2 separate regions of the Homo sapiens genome follow, and region 2 is linked to region 1. Evidence: chromatin contacts called from ENCODE Hi-C or POLR2A ChIA-PET data. All regions are on one chromosome and are shown on one strand. Each heading gives the region's core, a stretch centred on a gene start or an enhancer-like site at or near the end of the contact. The rest is flanking DNA. Distances are from core to core; before and after follow the strand shown. Region 1 has its middle 41 kb from the start of RYBP. Region 2 has its middle 77 kb from the start of RYBP.

Region 1 (3,772 bases), core at 714-3,213:
GGCAGAGGCAGAGAATCAACCCAGGAGGTGGAGGATGCGGTGAGCTGAGATCAGGCCACTGCACTCCAGCCTGGGTGACAGGGAGACTCTGTCTCGAAAAAATAAAAAATTAAAAATATATATATTGGCAAACTTTTCTCAATCTTTTGCCAACACTCATTTTTGCTGATTATATTTGCTTATAAACCTAAGTATCTTGAAGTACCTCTCTGTACTTCTGTGTCTTCATCTGGAAAATGGGGTGAATAATAATCCCTATCTCTGAGAGCAGGACTTCTCAACCTGGACACTATTGCAGTAGGGCCTGGATAATTCTTTGGTGTGGGGCCGTCCCAAGAACCATAGGTTGTTTAAGCAGCATCCCCGGCCTCTACGCACTTAATGCCAATAGCATCCCCCCTAGTTGTACCACACAAAAATGTCTCCAGACATTGCCAAATATCCCCTGCGTAAGGGGCAAAATAACCCCTAATTGAAAATCTCTGGTCTAGCACAGTGGCTCATGCCTATAATCCCAGTGACTTGGGAGGCCGAGGTGGGAGGATCACTTGAGGCCAGACTGGGCAACATAGGGAGATCTTGTCTCTACATGAAAATTAAAAATTAGCCAGGCACGGGGGCTCACATCTGTAGTCCTAGCTACTTGGGAGGCTGAGGCAAGAGAATCACTTGAGTCCAAGAATTTGAGGTTACAGTGAGTCACGACCACGCCACTGGACTCCAGCCTGGGTGACAGAGCGAGCAACCCTGTCTCTTAAAAAAAAAAGAAAGGAAAATCACTGGTCTAGAGTTCTAGAGTTCCTGTAAGTATCACATGAGATGATTCAGGTAAGGTGCTTAGAAGAGTACCTGACACCAAATAAATGCTCAGTAAACTTACGCCATCAGCATAGATGAAGAGGCCCTAGAATAGTAGGGACCATGGCCTGAGCTACTTCACAAACCGATTTGTTTGTTTATCATTATGGTTTTGTGCCTCTTAGGTTCTACCTTCCTAAAGTGCCATGGTTTAAAAAGCTCTTTTATGAGAGGTGCCTTTCTTTGTAGGTACAGAAATAAAGCTTCGAAGTACTGGCATTTGCAAGTGGCTTTTGAAACTGGAGAATGTCAAAGAAATGTAAATCATACTCTTTCAAGAGCACAAGAATGTATCTTTCTCTAAAAGCTTTCACAACTGTTAACTCAGTGGCTACTGAGACAAAGTGTTCTAGTAGGGGTGATGGGAAGGCACCTAAACTGAACTCTGAGTTTTGCTGTTTGTGGAAGGACCAAGCTGGTGAAACCACAGCATCGGTTCGCACAGGCATTTTGTTTGTTTCTGGCTGATGAAGAGAGGAGACTATTCTGTGAACAGCAAGGACTGAGAAAGATGGAAAATGAGGAAGAGGGTGAGATGGTGTTGTCCCTTCAAGCACGGATTTGAATGATGCGGGTGGGGTTGGTTAGGGCCACCTTGCAGGAAAATGTTGGGTAGGACCAGAGGAGTTGGGGACAGCATCCTCATGTCAAGCCCCTCTGCCACAGACGCTGTCAGCTCCAGGAACCTAGGAGCTGGGTGCGTGTGGTTGCAGGTCACCCTCATGCCAGACCCCACTGCCACCAGCAGCCACAAAACACCAAAGTGTGTGATAGGGACCTCTTCCCTCATCTTTTTCAGGTTCCTCAGGGTCCATGGCCCAAGTAGGTACAACCTGTCACTGCCTTTAGCTCAGTTTCCCCCGACTCTGCCAAAAGTTCTACCTGCGTTGAGGGACCAGGAGCACGAATCTTTGAATGATGCCATGTGGTCACTGAGATGAGGCCAGTCAGCAGCTCCTCCTTTTGTTATGGCTACTGCTGTGAGGCTGGTGGCCACAGCCATGGCCACAGCCCCACCCCCAGCTACAGACACAGCCACAGCTTCATAGCCCAGCAGTCCCAGCTACAGTCACGCCCACACAGCCACTCCCGTGACTGTGGCCACCACCGCCCCCCACCCCCCTCCACGGACATTCCTCCTCACAGCTGCCTTCAGCCAAGTGTCTGCCACCAAGTTCCTGAGAAATGACTCACAGGAGCTTGCTAACTTTGGGGGAAATCTCGTGCTTGATTTGTTTGTATGTTGCAAAGACCAATATGATGACGGACCAACAGATTAATACCTGGATTCCAGACCGTTCGGAACTCTACATTCAACGTTTTTCATTTTACTGGCTCCCAAGCCCCCTCTGGGTGAGTCCCTGGGCCTGGTTCCTTCTTTGCTCTCTTGGAGGAGGAGACAGACCAACCCTGAGTACCCTGGCACTGTTGTCTAGCATTGCATTTCAGAGAGGACTCAAAGGACCACAGGACTTCCAAACTGATCTGTGCAGCCCAATGAAACTTAATTTACCATTCCGTCCCTCTGTCCCCAGGATCCTCCCCTAGAGCAAGCGGTTCTAGAGTCAGTTTAGCCCTGAGAACCATGCCATGCTGCCTTGGAAGACCTCAATATCCATTTGGACCGGCTGACCAGCTTTTCCCTCCAGAACCTGAGCTCGCTGAGGTCACAGACTGTGTCTGCTTTACCCTTGTTTACAAGACAATTATGAGCCTGCAAATGTTCACATTTCTTCTATCACCCCACCAGAGGCAACCTTGTCATTGATAGCCCATCTCTTTCCTCTTGCTACAGAGGAAGGATTTGTTTAGGCTGGTGAGAGACTAGATTGATCTGTATAATTAAGGAATGGAAGGCCGGCACGGTGGCTCTACACTTGTAGTCCCAGCACTTTGGGAGGACTAAGCAGGCAAATCACTTGAGCCCAGGAGTTTGAGACCAGCCTGGGCAACATGGCAAAACCCTATTTCTACAAGAAAGATAAAAATTAGCTAGGTATGGTGGCGCATGCCTGTGGTCCCAGCTATTCAGGAGGCTGAGGTGGGAGGATCACCGGAGCCCAGGGAGGTCAAGGCTGCAGTGAGCCATGATTGCACCACTGCACTACAGCTGGGGCAAAGGAGTGAGACCCTGTCTCAAAGAAAAAAAAAAAAAAAAAGAAATGGAGAGAGGAAGAGAGTGTATCCATGAGTGATTCTTAAACTTCACGTGCATCAGAGCCACCTGGGATATTGTTAAAATGCAGATTCTGATTTGGTAGGTCTAGGGTGAGGTTTGAGATTCTACATTTCTAGCAAGCTCCCAACTTGCTAGATTAAGTCAATTAAACCTCTTTCCTCTATAAATTACCCAGTCTCAGGTATGTCTTTGTTAGCAGTGTAAGGAGTGGACTAATACATTATGATACTACTTCACCATGTTGAAGCTGAACCCATGGGCACGCTGGCTTTATACAGATTACATTTGGAGATTATAAATGCTGCTGGTTCTCTGAATACATTTTGCACAGCCGGGGTATAAAAGAGTGGATGTTGGGTGAGGTTTGCGTATAACTGTAGGGAGAAATCCTGTGGAGCAGCTTCAGCGTGTGAGAGAAATGGATAGAAGAGAAAGGGGGATTTTTTTTATAAGTGTTGTCACAGCCTCAGTGGTTGGCTGTCATCATTCTCAAGAAATGCAAAGACCTTCGTTGTTTGTCATCTGCCCAGCTGCTGGTCCATCTTCCAAATTGTCTAGTGGAATGGTTAGCCAGGCCAGCCCTTCCTCCCCAGTGCATGACTGCCAGCAAGGCCAATGGGGACTCCCTCCCTGAAATCTCAATCATGGATTCAGGCCCAAAGCAGAGAACACTTGGAGTGTTCTCATTCCAGCCACAGCAGCTCAGTGAGATTGTTGAGCATTTTCTGCTGCCAA
Region 2 (3,803 bases), core at 1,177-3,676, 36 kb before region 1:
CCAGGCTGGTCTCGAACTCCTGACTTCAGGTGATCTACCTGCCTTGGCCTCCTAAAGTGCTGGGATTACAGCTGTGAGCCACTGTGCTGGACCCTTAGCTGCCATTTATGAGTGACTATTTTCATCACTGACCTAGTCAATTATCCCAATAACCCTGCAAAGTGACATTTATGTCCCTCTTTACCAATGGGGAAACTGAGGCTCTCATAGCTTGGTAACTTTCCATGGGTCACGCACTTGGCAAAGACCTCAAAGCCACACTCGTTCCTTCGCCTACAGTGCCTTCTGTGAGCTGAACCCAGCAGCCGAAGCAGAGGCTCAGAAGGAAGGGGATTGGGAGCAACCACACAGTCCTTTGCTTTGGCTGCTGTTTCTCGCAGTAAGGGGATATGTTTCCAAAATGCTGCTGGCAAATAATTTCGAGGGTTTGGCCAGCCTGAAATAACCCATCTATTTAGAGGTTTCAAGACCAGGCAGCAGAGGCTAAATAAGGTAAAGTGTCTGTCAAGAGCGGAGGCCCAGGAAGAGAATAGAATATTAAAAGACTCATGGCTTATGTCATGTTTTCTTTGTCCAAGCATCTTTCGTTTTTATTTTTATTTAGTTATTTATTTTTGAGGTGGGGTCTTGCTCTGTTCCCCAGGCTGGAGTGCAGTGGTGCGATCTCATCTCACTGCAACCTCTGCCTCCTGGGTTCAAGAGATCTTCCCACCGCAGCCTCCTGAGTCGCTGGGACTGCAGGTATGTGCCATTACGCCCAACTAATTTTTTGTATTTTTTGTATTTGAGATGGGGTTTCACCATGTTGTCCAGGCTGGTCTTGAACTCCTGAGCTCAAGCAATCTGCCTGCCTCAGCCTGCCAAAATGTTGGGATTACAGGCATGAGCCACAGCACCTGGCCCAAGCCTCTTTTAAAATTGTGTATCCATACAAAGTATCATTGTCTTACATTAGAATATAGAAATTCTCAGCCGGGCGCGGTGGCTCATGCCTGTAATCCCACCACTTTGGGAGACCGAGGTTGGGTGGTGGGGAGCACCTGAGGTCAGGAGTTCAAGACCAGCCTGGCCAACACGGTGAAACCCCGTCTCTACTAGAAATATAAAAATTAGCCAGGCGTGGTGGCACACACCTGTAGTCCCAGCTACTTGGTTGGCTGAGTCAGGAGAATTGCTTGAACCTGAGAGGTGGAGGTTGCAGTGAGCCAGGCTGGGATCACGCCACTGCACTCCAGCCTGGACGACAGAGCAAGACTCCACCTCAAAAAAAAAAAAAAAAAAAAAAAGAATATAGAAATTATGATACCATGCCAGTTAAGATACACACACATACACACACACATACTATACACACATAGGGTTTTTTGTTTATGATATACACCTTATATATATGTGTATTTGATTTATGATATACAACTACACATCTTTGAAAAAAGCTGGTTTATTATACATAATTTAGGTAAAATATAGAGCTCTTAGCCAAAATTTCATGTCCAGGTTTTAGGTATACGGATTTAGGGATTGTTCCTATCGAATGTTAAATTTTTAGCAATAATAGTAACTGTGACCTACTTACCACCTATTATATACCAGGAACTGGGCTAGTTCCTTCCCATCCTTTTTTATACTTACTCTTCACAACTCTATTTCTATTTTCCTGTTTTATTGATGAAGAGGTAGAGGTTCAGAGAGATTCAGCAATTCACCCAAGGCCACATAGGTGTTCAGTGGCAGGGCCAGGTTTTGAGCTCAATCTAGAGACTGTAAGTTCACAAGGTTGGGAACACATCTATTGTGTTTACCAGCATGTTACCTGATGCCCAGAATGAACCCAACGATTGTAAGAGCTCAATAAACACTGGAATGGAGAATGAATGAACCAGTGCTTGAATGCTTGCATGCATGAATGAATGAGTGCTTACATGAATGCATGAACGAATGGCTCTAACTCCTGTGTTCCCAGCCACTGTGCTGAACCTCCTCCTCACTTACTTTGCTCCACATGCTGCCAGCATCAAGCCGCCTGTATCTGAATGACATGGGGTGATGGGATGGAGCAGTCTTTGCATCTAAAGTAGAATAAATCAGACCTCGGTGTATTTTCACTGTCTTTTATGGATCTGTGATGAGACTTGGCCGGGAGGGTGGTGGGGGGTTTGCCGGATGCTGAGTGTTTGCATATCTGTCTAATGTGGTCAGGGTGGAGAGTGTGGATAAATAGGGCAGGTCCACACTGGGTGTGTCTGCCAGCAAGTTCTCAGACATGCCTCCACTGCCCCTCTGCTTGAGAGGGAAGCAATGGCTCTGGCACCACGCTATCTGCTAACTCTCAGGGAGGGAAAGAGGAAGTGACATGGGACAGCTTCTACTGCCAGAAAGGAAAGCAGAAATTCAGTAAGAAACAGAAGTTCCCTTGCAGTGCCTCGTTTTAGTTCCTCAAACTTACACCAAAAGTTAACAGGGTGACCTACAAATCTCACGGAACTGGAAATCAGGCCCTGTTTTGTCAGGGGCTTGGATAAGTCATTTTTCTGCTTTGGGCTTCAATTTCGTTATCTGCAAAATAAACAAATGAGGCTAAACCCTGCCTTGGGACATTTAGAACTGTGGATGTGTCGGGAGGCATCTTCTTGGTGATCATAATGATTGATGAGTGATGCTTATGTGTGTTGGGGGCTGGGTGGGAAGCAGGATAATAAATGTGTTCATGTACTTAGGACCACACAATTGGAAATCGTCCCTCTTGGAATTTGAAATGATGATTAAGAACCTCTTCATTGCTAAAATACCGTGATTCTATCCTAACCATGCTGATTTGAATCACCCAAGTCACATAATGAAAAGAAACCAGACTCTACCTAAAAGAAATCAAGGGTAAGGGACATAATAGATTTTAAAATACCTCTCAGTGTGCCTTATTTCTGTGCATGTCAATACAGTTTCTTTCCCTCCCTCCCTTCTCCCGGGATTGCTCCAGGAAACGGGAGGACATCAGCGCATAGAGAGGAAACATCACAGGCAGTTGCTGTCAGACAAAAGGGGTAAGCAGAAAGCCCTTTTGGCACAGGGGAGGCACATCCCCTCCTTTACAAGGCCCAGATGGGAGTGGCTGCTAGGCCAGGGTAGCAGAAATGGCTGAGAGAGACGTCCAGGTCAACAGGCCCTTAGGACCCCAAGGGTTTCCAAGCTGGAGGAGGGTAGTGGCTGAAAGGCTAAGAGGACTGGTGAACCAGAGGTCTGGAGTTGAGCTCAGGAGCTCATCGCAGGAGGTTAAAGCAAAGGAGATGTGAGCAGGGGAACCAGACACTCCTCAGCAGGTGCCGTCAGAGGACAAGCCGACTACTTGGAAAGACCTCTCCAGGAAGGCCAGTGGATTTCCACAGATGAGCGGTTCCTTCTCCAGCACCCAAAGCTGTTTAAGCTCTTGCCTGTATCCAGAAGCTGTCTTTGTGGTGGGGACTGCTTTACTGAGATGCAACACACAGCGAAGTACACAAATGCTAAAAATACAGCTCAATGCGTGCGCACCTATGTGTACACCTACGTACCTACCACCCAAATCAGGATATAGGCCAGGCCAGCACCCTAGAAGGCTCTTTTGTGCCTTCTTCCAGTCAATACCCTCTGCCAAAGATAACCATTTTGTAACTCGATCATGATAGGTGAGTTTTTGAACTTTATAGAAGAGGAATCCTACAGTGTGTAGTCTTTGTTGTCTGATTTTGTTCACTCAACATTATACCTCTGAGATTCATCCATGCCATTGTGGGTAGCAGTTCCATTTCCCTGTGATGCTGGGGAGT

The links. A loop is a pair of places that touch in the nucleus more often than their neighbours do. ChIA-PET counts read pairs that join two places held with the same protein, here RNA polymerase II (POLR2A). Pooled maps may share reads with other maps.
Region 2: a map of PC-3 shows a loop between it and region 1 (4-fold over the local background). The contact joins two enhancer-like sites. A Hi-C loop is called at or near these places in 2 of 168 maps with a recorded cell type or tissue (CD14-positive monocyte and PC-3), 6 of 37 single-sample maps with no recorded cell type and 15 of 50 pooled maps. POLR2A ChIA-PET finds 5 or more read pairs at or near these places in 13 of 52 experiments (Caco-2, GM10248, GM12878 and 7 more).

What each region holds. Positions count from the first base shown.
Region 1 is chr3:72,485,767-72,489,538 of GRCh38, reverse strand. No RefSeq gene overlaps it. Among named protein-coding and RNA genes, the nearest start is that of RYBP, 41 kb to the right of the region's middle. RefSeq lists enhancers at 1,328-1,845, 1,846-2,363. Within about 2 kb of position 1,963, at least 3 of the 41 ENCODE cell types and tissues checked have a DNase peak (open chromatin) inside an H3K27ac peak, as active enhancers do.
Region 2 is chr3:72,522,119-72,525,921 of GRCh38, reverse strand. No RefSeq gene overlaps it. Among named protein-coding and RNA genes, the nearest start is that of RYBP, 77 kb to the right of the region's middle. Within about 2 kb of position 2,426, at least 9 of the 41 ENCODE cell types and tissues checked have a DNase peak (open chromatin) inside an H3K27ac peak, as active enhancers do.